Regions from separate parts of the Mus musculus genome. Here region 1 is linked to region 2. The links are chromatin loops, found by intact Hi-C in ENCODE. Cell type or tissue: heart. All regions are shown on one strand.

Region 1 (8,000 bases), 130 kb after region 2:
TAAATTCACCAGAGTCTTCAGAGAGATAGACTTGCCATAGTCCATGGAGCACAGTGTCTGAGTTCTGGCTTCCTTAACTGTCAAATAACAGATATTTTGTGGATTTCAGGCATGGAATACATTTTTATTTGTTATAGCTGATATAGTAAACAATTCACACAGCCTTATTTATATTCCTATATGACCCTGTGGTTGGAGCGCATCTGAAATACCTGTCTGTATACACCCCTTGCTCTTCTGTCTCATTACATCAGTTTTCTCCCTGTGTCCAAGTGTTCATACATTCTACACTCCACCCCCCCCCACGCACACCCACCCACTAGTTATCATCCCATCCATGGGATTCTCCAATTGGGAAAGAATATGTCCCTCTTGGTATAATGAATATGGGTGGACAATGTCCCTTTTCCCTAGGAACTGCTAGACCTGATCCTTTGATGAGCAGGTGTTAGGAGATTTCTGTCAACATGGTTTACAGTGCCAGACTGACCCTGAAGTCATGAGGACAAACAAAGGATTTACCTTATGAGCATGCACATCGGCGACTTTAGGGACACACATGTGGTAGCAGTTACAAAGAAGCATGATGTAGGGGATGAAGAGAAAGAATGCCTGGATGCCTAAGGGTGAGTGTGAGGCCCAAGATTGGGACTGGGGTGAAGCTGTTCAGTTCAAGGGACGGCGTGAACTCATGAAAGATGAGTTGACTAGGGAGCCGAAGAATGGGACGGGCTCTTTCTGGTAGAGAACAGCTAGTTCAATCCTAATGCCATCACCGGAGAGATCAGAGAGGGAAAGCAGATACATTTCATACCAGGCTGCAAGCTGTTTAGCATGATAATAGGGGTATCAGCTATCATGGAGAGAGAAGGGCAAACTAGGGAGGACCAGTAAGCAGAAGCCAGCTGTCAAATCGCTAGACAGGTCCCACTAAGTGGGTCTTCGTTCCCAAGGAGCCACTCACCCATTTAAGGAGAGGAATGGTATTCATTTTAGGAAGGTCCCTCTGCTTGCCACAGGGAGGTTCAGTGTGGAAAGATTAAAGTCAAAGGTGGAAGGGAATAGGTAAGAGCCCGTTGTCTGGGGGAATTGGTGGAGCCTGAACTAAGGCACGTATTGGTAATCTGGAGAGGGAGCAGTTGGCATGAGAAGAGCTTAGGAAGAAGAATCAGAATATGTAGGAAGGAGGATGGAGGGGATGAAGGGGTAATCAGGAGCCCTACTGTCTGAGATGGGACTTGTGAATATATGAGGGACATGAGAAGGTCGGTTTAGTGTTGAGGCTGTCATGCTTGCGTGGAGATGGGCATTCACACGAGGGAAAGAATTTAGGCTGGAGGTAATTCTGAAACACTTTGCACAGGTGAGAGTAAAGGACAAGAACAAGGGCCAAACTGTAAGTAAACAGGATGGGAAGAAATGGCACAAGAAGTTTTAGGAGACTGAAGTGACTCACGGGGCCCAGTGCCTTTGCTTGGGTTCCTATAGTAAATCATCCCAGACTCAGATCGAAAACAAGACTTTCTTCCATTTCTGGAAGTTGAGCAACCAAAGACCAAGCCCTTAGGTGAGGACTCTGTCATCTTGCTTTGAGATGGCAGCTGTGTCCTGTTGTGTCTGCACCAGCAGGGAACAGGGCAGAGGGAGAACACCGTCCGTTTCTTATTTCCCATTAGCAGGTGCACCCTCATGACATAGCCATCCCCGAAAGGTCTCCCCTGCTGACACTATCAGGTTGGGGGTCAAGAGTTCATCATGTGTGTGTCTGAGAGGCACCTTCAGGCCTCAGTACCAGGGAAGAGAGGGAAAGGGAATTCAATAGTATGGAAAGCCACTGAGTCTCTGGGTAAGAGGAGAAGCATTCACATGTCATGTAAGTGACCTTATTAAGGAGCTAGACAGTGAAGAAGAGGTGGGAACCCTCAAGATAACCATCCATGGCTTCCAAGAAGCTGGGCTGTGAGAAGTTGGAGGTTGAGCCGAAGGTGAACTGTGAGTCAGTTGGACCCTCTTTGAGGAATGCTGGGAGAGAGGGAGAGTAGAGAAAGGGGGCTCTAGAAACTAAATAAAGCAGATGAATCAGGCACAGGGAGGGAGTCTAGCTTTAGATGAGAAGGGGATCCCTCTTAGCCAAGCAATGAACAGCAAGTTTATAAGTTCTGAGGTAGGATGGGCTGCAGCAGCAGGAAAAATACGGTAGTCAATATGGCATATTTTGAAAAAAGATTTATTTATTTTATGTATGTGAGTACACTGTAGCTGTACCAATGGTTGAGACCTTCATGTGGTTGTTGGGAATTGAATTTTTAGGTCCCCTGCTCGCTCAGTCCCTGCTTGCTCCGGCCCAAAGATTTATTTATTATTATACATAAGTACATTGTAGCTGACTCCAGATGCACCTGAAGAGGGTGCCAGTGGTTGTAAGCCACCATGTGGTTGCTGGGATTTGAACTCAGGACCTTCAGAAAATCAGTCAGTGCTCTTACCTGCTGATCCATCTTGATAGTCCCCATATGGCATTTTTATACCTATACAAATGTTTTCAAAATTGTCTCCAGCCTAAATTTTGTGCCTTTGCATAAAGAATTGGAGATCATTCTTCACCAAGGACAGATGTAGAGGAGGAGGTTTGGCAATGAAGGCAATTTCTAGGATTTAGGCATAGACTAGATAGAGTACAGAGAATAAGCCGGAGGCCACCAGAGTCTAGCATGTCAAGCACTTACAGCTTTAGGTTAGAGACTGCATTGGGAGGTTTAGCTCACCCAAGCTAACAGCAGGTCAAAGTTGTCTATATACTGATATGTTCATATCTTATGTACCCAATGGGGGATCATGTACAACATGAATCCATTCCTTCCCTCATCCCAGAAGGCCTATCACACATAAGGTCTTGATTTTAATTCACAAAGTGAATAACAAAACTGAACTCATTGGAAGATAAGAGGAGACTCTTTGAATTGCTGTGCCATCGAAGGCAAGATTGAGAGACCTTTTCCAGTATGGCCAATGAGATGAAAGTCTCCCTTTAACTCCATGTGACACACTCCTCGCGAGGTCACACGTTTGAACACTTGATATTTAGCTGGCAGTGCTGTTTTAGAAGGCTGTGGAACCTTTGGGGCCGGTGTAATGGCTGACGGAAGTGGACTGCTGTGTGCAGGATTTTTGTGGACCATGTGGCTTTCCTTGCTCTGTGATCCTCTGCTGTGTGAGCAAACACAGTGGCTGAGCCATGGTGCTTTTGTGCTACGGTGTGACTTATTCAGAAATCAAGAGCACATACACGCCTGTCTCCTTTAAGCTGCTTCTGTCAACCATTCTGTCTCCCTGATGAAATAAACTGACAAAGACACTCAGTGAATTCTCTGTCACCTCCTGTGAACGCTGTGATAAATCACCACAAACTGTGGGCTTAAAAATAATGAAAACTTGTTCTCACAGAAACTCCAAACCAAGGTGTCAGTAGGGGGGTGCTTGCCCTGAAGGCTATAGTGGGGATTCTGTCACCGCCTCTTCTAGCTTTTGGTGGCTGTGGGTTTCCCTGACTTGAAACGGATAACTCCAGTCTCTGCATCCAGGTCTGCACAGGTGCCTTCCTGGTGTTTCTGTCCTGTCCCTTTTCCATTTTTCCTCTGGTTTTGTGTCTTCCCTCTTTCTGCTTCTTATAAGGGGACAAGTCACTGAGAGCCCATCTGGACAATCTAGGATGTGCATATCTCAATATGCACCTCCAACATCCCAGCCATGAATGAGGCCACACAGACTCTGGGTGGGCACAGATCTTATGTAAGAGCTCCTCACTAGTCACTATAGATCAGCAGAGTCTCTTTCCAGACATATGCCTACATTTAAGTACAGTTTAAGTGCATTTATATACCATAGTATTTTATTGTATACATTTACTTTTGGATTCCACACTCTTTCCCACAAAACAGCATGAAGCACTCAGTGATCAGGAAGTAGAATTGAGATCTGTGTAAGAGTCTTCTAGATCACATGCCCCCCCCCCCAAAGATATTATTATAAATATTAGTAATTTAGCAACGTCTGGCTTCATCCACAGCAGATGGTGGCTTTGGTATGTTGACTTGAATTTAAGAAGTCTAAAGAGGGGCTGGAAAGATGGCTCGATAGTTAAGAATGGCTTGCTCTTCCAGAGGATCCAGGTTGAATTTCCAGCACCCACAGGGCCCTTACACGGATCTGTAACTCTAGGTTCAGGGGATCTGATGCCCTCTCCTGGCCTCTTCTGGCATTGCAGGCACGCGGTGCACAGACATTCATGCAGGCAAAACACATATACACCTGACATAAAAATAAATAAAAATAATAACGAAAAGAGTTCTAAAGAAAAAAGAACTTAAGAGGCAGAAATACCCAAAGCTTCTTTTGCTTTTTTTGCAGCTTGGGCTTAATTATAACCCTCAGAGAAATTTAAAAAAAACTTTCCTTTGCCTTTGGAGACAACAGTTGACAAAACAGATCAAAAAGTTTCTGAATTACTATAAAAAGACCCACAAAGACACACCTGAAGCGTGGCAGTGCTTTTCAGCAGTATAACTCGGTCTGTGTAGCAGATCACAAATGCCTACGCAGGCAGGCAGGTCAATGACTGACATGAGCAAGTGAAGCCATTCCAGCAAGGCGAGCTGCTGTGGCTAAGTGCGGTGCACTGTCAACAATTCTCCTGCAGCCCCAGTGTGCTTCATTACAATAATGAGAAACTAGGAACATTTTATGCATTGTAATGACCAAAAAATGTGTTTCATATGCCTTCCAGTGATAATTTTGTTTATTATTCTCAAATATATCTATGTTTAGTCATTAATTCTCACTTTTACGCTGGTCTCAAACTGAAAATGCTTAGAGAGGATTCCTAGTTGCAAGTTTTGCCATGCAAAATACAAATTAAATCTTAAATAAGAACCCCAGAAATCTCTCCTCACACCTCCATCTCTGCTACTGATGTCACCTCTTGTGGGTATTAGGGTTCTTAAATTAACAGCATGTTAGAGCAAGGGAAAGCCTAGGGTAGTTGTCAAGATCTGAAGACTTAGTTTAGATTCGTTAGGCCACACAAGATTTGGTTAATTTATATAAACTCCAAGATCTGTGTGTGTGTGCACACGTGCAGGTGCACATGTATGTATATGTGTATGGAGGTCAGAGGTCAACCCTCCCCTCCCTCAGGAGCCATCCACCTTGTCTTTTGAGACAGTCTGTTACTGGGTCCCGGGTCTCACCAATTGGCTAGGTTGGCTGAACCAGCGAGCCCCTCCCGTCTCCGCCTCCCCAGAGCTGGTGTATGCAAACACACAGCACTGCGTGGTGTTTTCTACACGGGTGCTGGGGTTAAGTGCACGCATGGGAAGAGCTCTGTCAACTGAGCAGTTTCCCAGAGCTCAGGATGATTTCATTCATGCGCAGAGTGAAGACTCTGGGCCTGAAGCCAGACTACTTACTCATTTATCTAGCACACACATTTGTGGCATCTACTCGCACTAGCTGGTCATTATCAGAGGCGTGAGGTGCGGGGTGGGGCAGGTCTGCATCCCCGTTCATGGGTCTTTCACCAATTCTGTCTGCCTCAGCCTTCCTTTCTCTTGTCAGCTGCCCCCCGGCACCCCAGTCAAAACTGGGTGCCTCCAGGGCCTTCTGGTCTCTCTGGTCTCCCCACCCTCAGTGATGGAGCATCTTTGCCATCTCCTTTCATCATTTCTTCTTCCAGACCTGATGCTTCCTGTGGCTCCTGTAACAACTCTTAGGCAGTTGTCAAGCTCTTCCGTGACCTCTCTTGGTTCTCACGTCTGATTTTATCTCGCTCGAATCCTACCTAATGTAGTTTTTCTTTGTCAAACATACTCCATTCTCTCTTGCTGAGGCCTCCTCCACGCTTCTTTCCTCCCACCCCTACCTAATCCTGTAGGCCTCCAACAAAGCCACATGCTCTCAAGGAGGAGAACCCACAGGCCACATCCTCCTCCCCTCAGTTATATTCTGGGGCTTTTTGCATGTGTACTGGTGAATTTTTTATTTTTATTTCATTTTATTTTATTTTATTTTATTTTATTTTATTTTATTTTTTTGTCAACTTGAAACAAGCTGGAGTGACCTATAAAGAGGGAACCTCAATTGAGAGGATACCTCTATCACATTGGCCTATGGGCAAGTCCCATAACTGATGTGGGAAAGCCTAACTCACTGTAGGCAGTGCCACCCTAGCAGGTGGTCCCGGGTTATATAAGAGAGCAAGGTGTGTGTGTGTGTGTGTGTGTGTGTGTGTGTGTGTGAGAGAGAGAGAGAGAGAGAGAGGGAGAGAGAGAGAGAGAGAGAGCCAATAAGCAGCTCTCTTCCATGTCCTCCGCTTCGGTGCTTCAGTTCCAGTTTTCGCTCTGGCCCGGCTTCCCTCAATGAGGGAGTGTGATCTGGGCATTGAGATGGAAACGAATCCTCTCCTCCTCAGGTTGCTTCTGGTCGTTGTGTTTATCACAGCAATAGAAAGCAGAATAGTGGGGCATTTGGCTACAGCATATCATGTCTTCCCTTCATAAAAATATGTCTCACTGTGTAGCCCTGCTTGGCCAGGAACTCACTATATAGACCAGCCAAGCCTTGAACTCACAGAGATCCACCTGCCTCTCACGTACCTTCGTGCCTGGCCCGAATTTGGGAGCTTTTAATACAAATATCCTGTGCCAGCCCTGGTCACAATCATAAGCACCAGAGTGAAATTTGAGACTGAATTCCCAGGTCTGAATTCTCAGCAAGGCCCCCGTTTTTCTGGCTGTGTGACCACAGATAATGTACTTACCCTCTCTGAATGTCCATCTCATATTTTCAAACCTGGGGCATTACTATTGGATGGCTGAGTTACTCACTATTCAGTATGAGTACATATTGTTACAGTTTAGATGAGCAGGGTGCTTAAAATAGACTGTGCTATGTAGTGAGAGCTCAGGAAGTATTAGCCTGAGTTATTTCATAGGAGGTCTGTGTAAATTAAATCCAAGCCCTAGGCGTAGTGCCTGGCCTGGAACAAGCATTCAGTAATATTAGCCAGTGCTGTTATCTTATTTAACATATGAGAGGCCTGTTAGAAAAGAAAATAGTTATGGTTATTTTACTGCCAAAAATATTTAAAATGTCCTGGCTAGAATTATAATTATATTTACTTTGTGTTTATATATGTTCACGTGTGTTTACTTACATGTGTGTGATATGTATGTGCACATGTGTGTGGAGACCAGAGGACAACCAGTCTCAGGTATTGTTCCTTGGGCACAATTTCATCCACCTTCAGCTTGTGTGTGTGTGTGTGTACACATGATTGTATATGTGCAGTCATGTGGAAGTCAGCAGATAACCCTGGTGCTATTTACAGTCGCCCTCTGCATTTCTGTTTGATACAGGGTTTCTCATTGGTGCAAGAAGGGCTTAGTCAGGAAGAATAGACCTGGGGCTGGCAAGACGGCCCAGAGGTTAAGAGTGCTTACTGCTCATACAGGGACCCGGGTTTAGCACCCAGCACCCACATGGTAGCTCACAACAGTCTGTAACTCCATTCTCAGGTTCTCTGATGCCCTCTTTGGTCTCATTAGGCATCATGGTACATACATATACTAAAGGTGAACATTCATACTCACAAAAGGAACAGCAGTTAGTTCATCTTTTAAGAAAAGGTTAGCTCAGGGGCCAGTGAGCTTCCAGTGGCCCACCCGTCTCTCTCAGAATCACTGAGATGACAAGACAGTTCCACTGTTCCTGGATTTGTTTTAAAACATAAAGTCTGGAATCTACACTCAGGACCTCACTCCTCGGAGGCAAGCACTCTGCTGACTCAGCATCTCCTCAGCCTTGGTTTTTGAGACAGAGTCTCTCATTGGCCCTTAGTTCACCAGTTGGCCAGTGAGCCCAGGGAGCTTCCTGATTCTGCCTCCCAGTGCTGGGATTACAAGCATGTGTCACTACAATTAGCCTTTTTTAAAAATGTGGCTTCT
Region 2 (8,000 bases):
CCTCTTCCTTCTCCTTCCTCCCCCTCCTTCTCCCTCCTCCCCCTCCTCCCCCCTTTTCCTCTTCCCTTTCCTCCCCCTCCTCCCTGTCCTCTTCTTCCTCCCCTCTCTTTTTTATTTGCTCTGTTGTTGTTTTGTTTTGTTTTTGTTTTTCAAGACAGGGTTTTCTTTGTGCAGCCAGTCCTAGAGTTTGCTCTCTGCAGGCCAGGCTGGCTTTGAACTCACAAATATCCACCTGCCTCTGCCTCTAGAGTGCAGCAATTCTCTACTTTTTAATGTGCTTTTATCCATATAGCTTTTTATATAGTGTGTGAATGATATATGCATTTGGAGGTTCTTCAAAATAAATTTAGAGTCAGGGCTAAGCCTAGTGTGCATGTTGCTCTGGGTCCGATGGGTCCCTGGCATCAAAAAGTAATGCAAGACTGTTATTAAGTGGTGGGTACTTTAATTGGTTTGATTTCAAGTGGAAACCAAAAGGTTAAATCAAGAAAATAACTACAAAAAAGGGAAGTGAGGAGAGGGGAACCCTAAAAAGTAGAAAAGATGTTATGCTTGCCACAAACATAGACCCTCAGTTCTAAATACAGCAGAGGAGAGGGGAAGATGGTTATTATTTTAATTTATTTTTCAGATTAAAGAATATTAGTCTAACTATATACAGTTAGATTTATAACTGCAAAACTGAAACAGACTCCAAAGCAGACATTTTCAATTCCTGCTTGCATTATAAATGGATTTAACTTTCATATCCTCAATAATACTGTCTAGTCACTACAGCACAGGAATCCTGAGTGAAATGTCACACCGGCCGTGGGCTGTTTGACCTGGCATCTTTTCCCCCTTTCTGGTTCCATTCAGCTGTTGTTTAGCCATCGGACACTGGAGAAGCCTACAACAGGAGCTTGGTGGTGAGGAAGGGACTAGAATGGAAATGCATCCAAGAAGCTAAAGGAAGACCAGTGAAGAAGTGGCCTCATTGAACCATTTTCTTAGAGGAAGGGCTCTGTATTGCACCCTGATCATAGCCTGGCCAGAGACATAGGGGAAGCTTCTTAGGTTTGTGCTGACTGAACAAGCTAGCCCCAGTGTGCCGAGGAAATGTAAATGTACTCCTGTGAGTTGCTGTAAGAATGTATTATCCTGCTAGAGTCTCTAAGCACCAATGGGGATGCCCTGGTTAGAAAGTCTGGCTTAGACGCAGAGGGGAGTAGTGAAAATGTCTGCTCTGCTGTCTTTCGTGCCTTGCAGCTCCCTTCTAGTGAGGAATTTGGAAGACAAAGACATTCATCTACTTCTGGGGAGGAGAGGATTCACCATACACTTCCTCCACCAAGTGCTGCTGAGCCTGCATCTGCAGGGAACTGCAGTCCCAAGGACGGTGTCCAGGGGAAATCCACAGGAGCCCAGTGACAACTCACAGTGACAGTGCCGCCTTGGCCTCTAGGGTTGAAGTACCAGGGAAGTAGATACGTACACAAACGTCGTGTATTCTTGAAATCAACATTGGCTTCAATGTGTATGTGGATAGATCTTCTGATGTTTAATTGTGATAATCAGAAAAACAAAAAGGAAAAAAATTGTAGTCTTTTTTTTCCCTAGCAACATGAACTCCACATGTTTTCCCTGATTCTACAAACAAGGTCTGCTTGACGTCAGGGGATCCCATGGCGTCTTTGCCATCACGCTTTCTTGACTGTTTACAAGAACAAAATTGCTTTATTTATTACGCTTAAACACACATGTTGCGGCACATGGAATACCTGACATTTCAGCTCATCCCTCTTACAGGAGATACAGTGTATTGTATTCATCTCTTCTGTATAACTCTCAGTCAGTTGTCTCCCTGTCAATCCATGTTTGAACATATCAAAAAGCAAGGGAAGGTTATGTATATAGGTCTTAACTTCAGAAATGGAGATGAAACATACATTTATTTTATTCTTGTATATACATAATTAGAAGGAAAGTTTCTTTTTCTTTCTTCCTTTCTTTATTCCCTTCTTCCCTTCTCTCTCTCTCTCTCTCTCTCTCTCTCTCTCTCTCTCTCTCTCATACACACACACACACACACACACACACACAACAAAGGAATGCATAGCAGACTGTAGCTGTAGTGAGGCCTGTGGGTCTGGACACTGCTTTTCCCAAGTCAGAGGCAGTTGCAGCTGCTGTGTAGATGTGGAACTTTCTGAACTGGCATAAGCTGGGTGTGTATACTCAGGCCGATGGATTCTACAGAAGCTTGCACGTATGCTTGAAAACTGCGTTTTACTGGAATAGTTGTGTAAATAAATGAATTTGTTTTGAATGTGCTTGCTGTTTACATGTGCATGTGGGTGTTTCAGTCACACACTGGTCACCTAGTGTTTCCATTTCGTTTCTCTTTGTCTTGTCCTATACTCATAATTGTTTTCAAGTGATGTAATAAATTGATTTTTAATTCTTAGTGCTATTGTAACTGATGTAAATAAATAATAGTTTTAGTTTTGTGGAATTTAAAAAATAAATTATTTTGAATCATCTGAATCAACTTTTAAACTTTATTCATGCTCTATTCACAATGCTGTCGTGTTTGAATTCTACTAGGCTCAGTTGTCATTATGTTTCATTAATGAAGTTCCAGTGACGAAGTTCGTAGGTTCATTTGTACTGAGCACAGCATGATTCAGAAGTACTTTATCGCACGAGCAGAAATACCCAGTCTCAATGACGGCATTGATTATCGTCTTTTTTGAGGAGACTGGAGAGGTTATCTTGTTCTTATAAGTTACATATTAAAATATTTCCTGAGGATGTAACTCAGTGGAAGAGCACTTACCAGGCATTTATCAGGCCCTGAGTTCAATCCTCACCACTGGGGGAAAAATAAACCTAAAGTACATAGATACAGTGATGTCGCTGAAGCAAAAGCTTGCATAGCACTGTGAGGCCCGGACTGCATCCCTAACAGAAAAGGGAAAGTGGGAGAACGGGAGAGAAGCAGGAAAGGAAGGAAAACATAAGGAAAAAGACAGAGATAGCCAATCTTTTGAGAAAGGGTTGTTGATTCATAAACAATTTTTCATTAGGTTGTCATGCATACTAATAACACAGTTTATAATGTCTACTAATGTGACAGTTTTGAAGTTTTAACTTTAGAAAGCAACTTTAAGTATCCCCCCCCAAAAAAAAAGGGGGGGAAGGGTGCCAAACAAGCTGCGGTCTTGTAGACGTAAGTGGGGGTTTTCTAAGCCAGTAATTTTGTTCAGGTAATGATGTATTATTATCTATGGAGGTGCAGTCAGTTTATAATACATAGTTTATTTTGCATATACATGTACTTTGAGAAATTCAGAAAAGCTCGAAAAAGAAAATAACCTTTTTTTTTTAAAGAAAGAAACAAAATTGGTATTATGCTACACATACGGAATTTTAAAGTGCTGGTTTTTACTCAGAGCTGTTGCCTTGTAATGACTGTTACATTTTTATATGGTAACCTTCATTAGTTACACAGTGTCCCATCTCCAGAGGTTTACATTCAAAGTGTCAGCTGGATATCGGGGCTCAGTGGTATGTGCTTCCTTCCATCCTTGTGAGCAGCAGTTACAAGTTTTCCTCTCCATTAAAATGGGGGGGGGGGTTTGGATTGTTTTCATCTTCTTGTCCTGTAATCATTTTTTACACTTTTGGGACACATGCCACAGTGAACACGTGGAGGTCAAAGGACAACTCGCAGAAGGCACTTGTCCTCACAGTGTGGGTCGGGGGGATTGAACTCAGGTCATCGGGGTTGGCTGGCAGGGCCTTTACTTTGTGAACTGTCTTGCTGGCCTATTGCCATCTTGCTCAGGTTACTGAGTGAGAACTTGCTCTGTCTGTTGATTGTATTCTTTGTAGATTGCTTGGTCGTGTCTCTTCTTGTCCTTAGGGGGAATGTTTATATTCATTGATTAATTTATTTGGCATTTACCTCACCAACAATATTGACCCCGTGCTGTCTGATCTTATGTTTAAGTACATTTTTAAGCCATTTATTTATTTTTATTTTCTGCTCTTTGGTGTTTTGCCTGCAAGTATGTCTGAAGATGGCAGATCCCTGAAACTGGAGTTACAGATGGTTGTGAGGTGCCATGTGGTTGCTGGGAATTGAACCCAGGTTCTCTGGAAGAGCAGCCAGTGTTCTTAACTGCTGAGCCATCTCTCCAGCCCCAAGTACATTTTTTTGATAAAAGTTAAAAATTATGCCCCCCTTAATTCTAAATGTAAAACTTTAGCAGTAAAGAAATTGGCGTTTGATGAAAAGAAAATACTATAAACTGACTATGAATCTTAAGTGATCAGATCCACAATTTAAGTCCCTGGAGATCCTGCCCTTCCTTTCCTGGGACAGGCGTGGGGTCCAGCAGGTTGTGTAGCTGAAGACGGCCTTGCCTCCTGATCTTTGCCTCCTGATCTTCCTCTACTGATATGATCACTGTGGACCACCGTGTCTGGTGTAGCTTTGATTTTGATTTTTCTGAACTTGTTTTGAGAGCTGACACCTCGGCATTTCTGGCATTTTCTTAGCCTCTTGCTGTCATGCTGTGATGTTACCACTTTTTGTGTGTGCTCCATCTTTTCCTGCAACTAATTCCTTAGGCCCTAGAAACTCAGTTATTCTATTCTTTCATGGGAGACAGATCCAGTAGAATAATAGCCAATTGTATAACCACTAGATGGCAGAATAGGACATGTCAGAGCTATGGACTTGTGACATAGGAGTGTGTGTCTGTGTGTGTGTGTGTGTGTGTGTGTGTGTGTGTGTGTGTGTGTTTGGTGTGTGTGTGTTGAACTCTTACTCCATCTTGTGGTGATATAAAATTATATCAATGGCTTGAATTACTAATATTCATACATATATCCCTGTTATTAGTAAATTAGACTGAGCTATTTCATTGGATGATAGAGAAAACATTAAATTTTTGTTTACATGCCTGGCCAACACAGATTATATAGTTAAATCATTGGAAAAGAGGTCCTGCCCGGGACATGAGGAACCTAATAGTAAAGCATTCTCTTATGACATGTATCGCATTATCGCACAGCTAGGCAGCTAGGCAGGTGAAGGCTACTAGGGCTACAATCCTGAAGCAGGAAATCAAGGCCAAGTGCTCATTGGTAAGACTGTATTTTGTCCAATTAGTGGCTTCTGATGCAGACATGTCTAGGACTTAGATAAGTCCTCTGGGACATAATGGTTAGAAAAGAATAGACTCTCCACCCCCCCCCCCCCCAAAAAAAAAGATAAACCAAAAATGACCATTTTTATAACAGACTATTCAGAAATAATATTTTTTCTGGCATTAAGGTATGAAGAATTTGTTTCAGGCTTAATTAAGAACCATGCTGGCCTGCGGATGACTGGTTGGGAGTGGAAGCTACGCGAACAGATAAACAGTTTGAGTCCTTCAGACCCCACATCAGGCATTTCACGGCTGCTTGGATCTCCAGCTCTGGCTTCTGTGGTTACCTGCACACATGTGCACAGTAATAAGAATAAAATACTTTTTAAAAAGAATCATCTGTAGCCTTTTACTGTTTGCCAGTTTGGCTTTTAATTTTTTTTTTAAATATGGTATCAAGGATTGATCCAGAGCCTCTCTCTCTAGGCAAATGAATCCTCTACTCTTCCCTACATCAGCAGCCCTGCTTCCAATAACTTCTTTTCTCTTGGCCAATGAAGAAAGAGTTGGCTGATAGAATGCTTTCTAACAACACATATTGCTGCAGTAAGTTCTAAGCCAGAACGTGCCATTGCGTTTTGATTTTTCCAGGTGATTCTGAGGCTATGGACAATCTGTTTTTCAAAATGGTTGTTTTGTTTGTTTGAGACAGGGCCTCATTGTATAGAATAAGCTGGACTTGAATCTAACCAGTGCAGCCTCTGCATAGCCACAGCACCCACCCCCAAACACTCATGCACGCGCACACACACACACACACACACACACCCATAGTGTTTTAAAAGGTATTTGATTTTTATTAAAACGTAGATATCTCAGACCTGTAATGGTTAATGTCTAAATTGGTTTACAGTTGCCTGTCCCTAAGTATAATCTAAGGTATGGACTTTGAGAACACTCCACAAAAATTAGCAGACTACTGCAGTTTGAAGGTAAGACGCTAGCAGCTGCCATTGTGAAACTGCTCATCTGTGGAGTTCAGGCGCCTCGTGCTAAGTGACTGTCCTTCATCTACAAAGTCCTGCATATCTCGGGGTGTTGCCAGAACCCAAGCAGAGCAATTGACAGAGCACGTGAGATGGGGAGTCCCATGTATACAGCTGTTGAGACTAAGCGCTCACTGGCCAAGGCTCCCTTCCTCTAGGGAGTTACAAATGCTCATTGGAGTGTTCTGTGGAATCAAGAAACTTAAAGCCCCGGCTCTTTGTACTGTACTTGCCTACAGATAAGGTAGGACTGTTTTTCCTGTCTTGTTTGTGGAAGGTCCACTTGCTTATCAGAAGCAGGGCTGAACAGTCGACCAGGGTAAGTTCCAGGAAGTGTAGGTCCTGCGTTATGGATCTGAAACATTGCCACTCTCCGTGCCTGGCAGCTATTCTGCCTTGCTGTGACCCTCCAGGAGCTGGACATGAGACTGCCTTGCTGGGGCCTCTCCCATCCAGCTGTGGCCTCTCCCGTCCAGCTGGGGCTCCACACATTCCAGGCTGGACTTTCCCTGCTTTACAGAACTCGTATTTTTGTTCGCATTTGATAATTTGCCCCAGGAATTCATCGATAACTTCTACAACTTTTACAACAACTTCAACAGTAGCTGGTTTCCAGCACAGAAGTTGTCTTTTTATCCTCTGTAAATCAGGTTTACAGAGGTCAGCATGTACCCACCTTTTCCTCTACTTAGGCTGAAACCGATCAACAGACACCCTGACTGAGTCAGGACCAGCCCTAGCCTGCTTCATTCCCATTGTACTTTTTCATAAGCCTTGCTGGTGTTAATGTTCAAAATTATGGTAGAGTCCTTAAGGAGGCCCAGGTAAAGTCCCATGTGCTCTGTAGTTCGCTAGAAGAAAGAATTGTCTTTTCTCTCTTGAGTTAGGGTCTCGTGCAGCCTAACTTGAACTAATTGGCCTTGAACTTACTATTAGCTGAGCTGACCCTGAACTTCTGATCCTCCTGCCTCGACTTCCTGAATGTTGGCCTTATAAGCATGCATCACCACGATTTCCTCAAGTCTTCTCAATGTTCATAGATTACATAAAATACAAACTTGCCGTACTACATGGGCAGCATCTTCGCTTTAGAATATCAGTTTCCTAGAAACAATTTTTAGTGGCTGTTTCTGAAGCATTTTGTTCTCCCATCTTACCTGGGTTTGAACTACTCGTGCCTAAATCATGCAAGTACCAGCTCAGGTAGTCACATTCAAGGTGTTCTGAGGGAGAAGAATTATCAGGGGAGATATGGTCCAGGCAAAACTTAGTTTCTTGTCATAGTTGACCACCACAAGTAAGGGCCAGAAATGCTGTCTCTTCTGGCCACAGCTGTTTCCCACAAAGTATGAAGAGAAAAGGAAGAAAGAGAACACCTGAAATCCATGTGCCATGTACATGACATATCTTGTATAAATTCTTTTTTTTTTTTTTTTTTTTTTTCTGAGAGGGTTTCTCTGTATAGCCCTGGCTGTCCTGGAACTCACTTTGTAGACCAGGCTGGCCTAGAACTCAGAAAGCCGCCTGCCTCTGCCTCCCAAGTGCTGGGATTAAATTCTTAAACCGTGGAAAGGGAATGTATGAAGTCTTCTAAGCAGCACCATGACCTCTAAAACAGCAGGGGTGGAGAGGGCAAACAAGTGGCATGGGGATAGCAGTGTGCCTGCGGAAATCTTTCCAGGGGAGCATTCACAAGACTCGAGTTTGGCTGCTGTGTGCAATAGCAACAGTTTGGGTCTTTTATTGTAAGTTTTGTGTGACACACTTGTGATTCTGTCTTTGGAGTATCCTCAAACCAGAACCTGGCTACAGA

What was found. A loop is a pair of places that touch in the nucleus more often than their neighbours do. Peaks named below come from ENCODE experiments on the same cell type or tissue, not always from the same donor. Only the 100,000 strongest peaks of a DNase experiment are listed, where the experiment ranks them.
Region 1: a loop joins it to region 2, with 2.1 times the contacts of the local background. A loop is called at or near these places in 9 of 42 quality-filtered maps.

What each region holds. Positions count from the first base shown.
Region 1 is chr3:41,164,144-41,172,143 of GRCm38, forward strand. All of the region lies in intron 2 of Gm40038 (a long non-coding RNA gene), which reads right to left. Among named protein-coding and RNA genes, the nearest start is that of Gm40038, 5.3 kb to the right of the region's middle. In heart, a CTCF peak has its summit at 4,244 (motif pointing left); no DNase peak of the experiment used is centred here; H3K27ac peaks cover 2,256 bases.
Region 2 is chr3:41,037,682-41,045,681 of GRCm38, forward strand. It overlaps a transcript of Larp1b not described here. Among named protein-coding and RNA genes, the nearest start is that of Gm42437, 15 kb to the left of the region's middle. In heart, a CTCF peak has its summit at 4,657 (motif pointing right); no DNase peak of the experiment used is centred here; H3K27ac peaks cover 501 bases.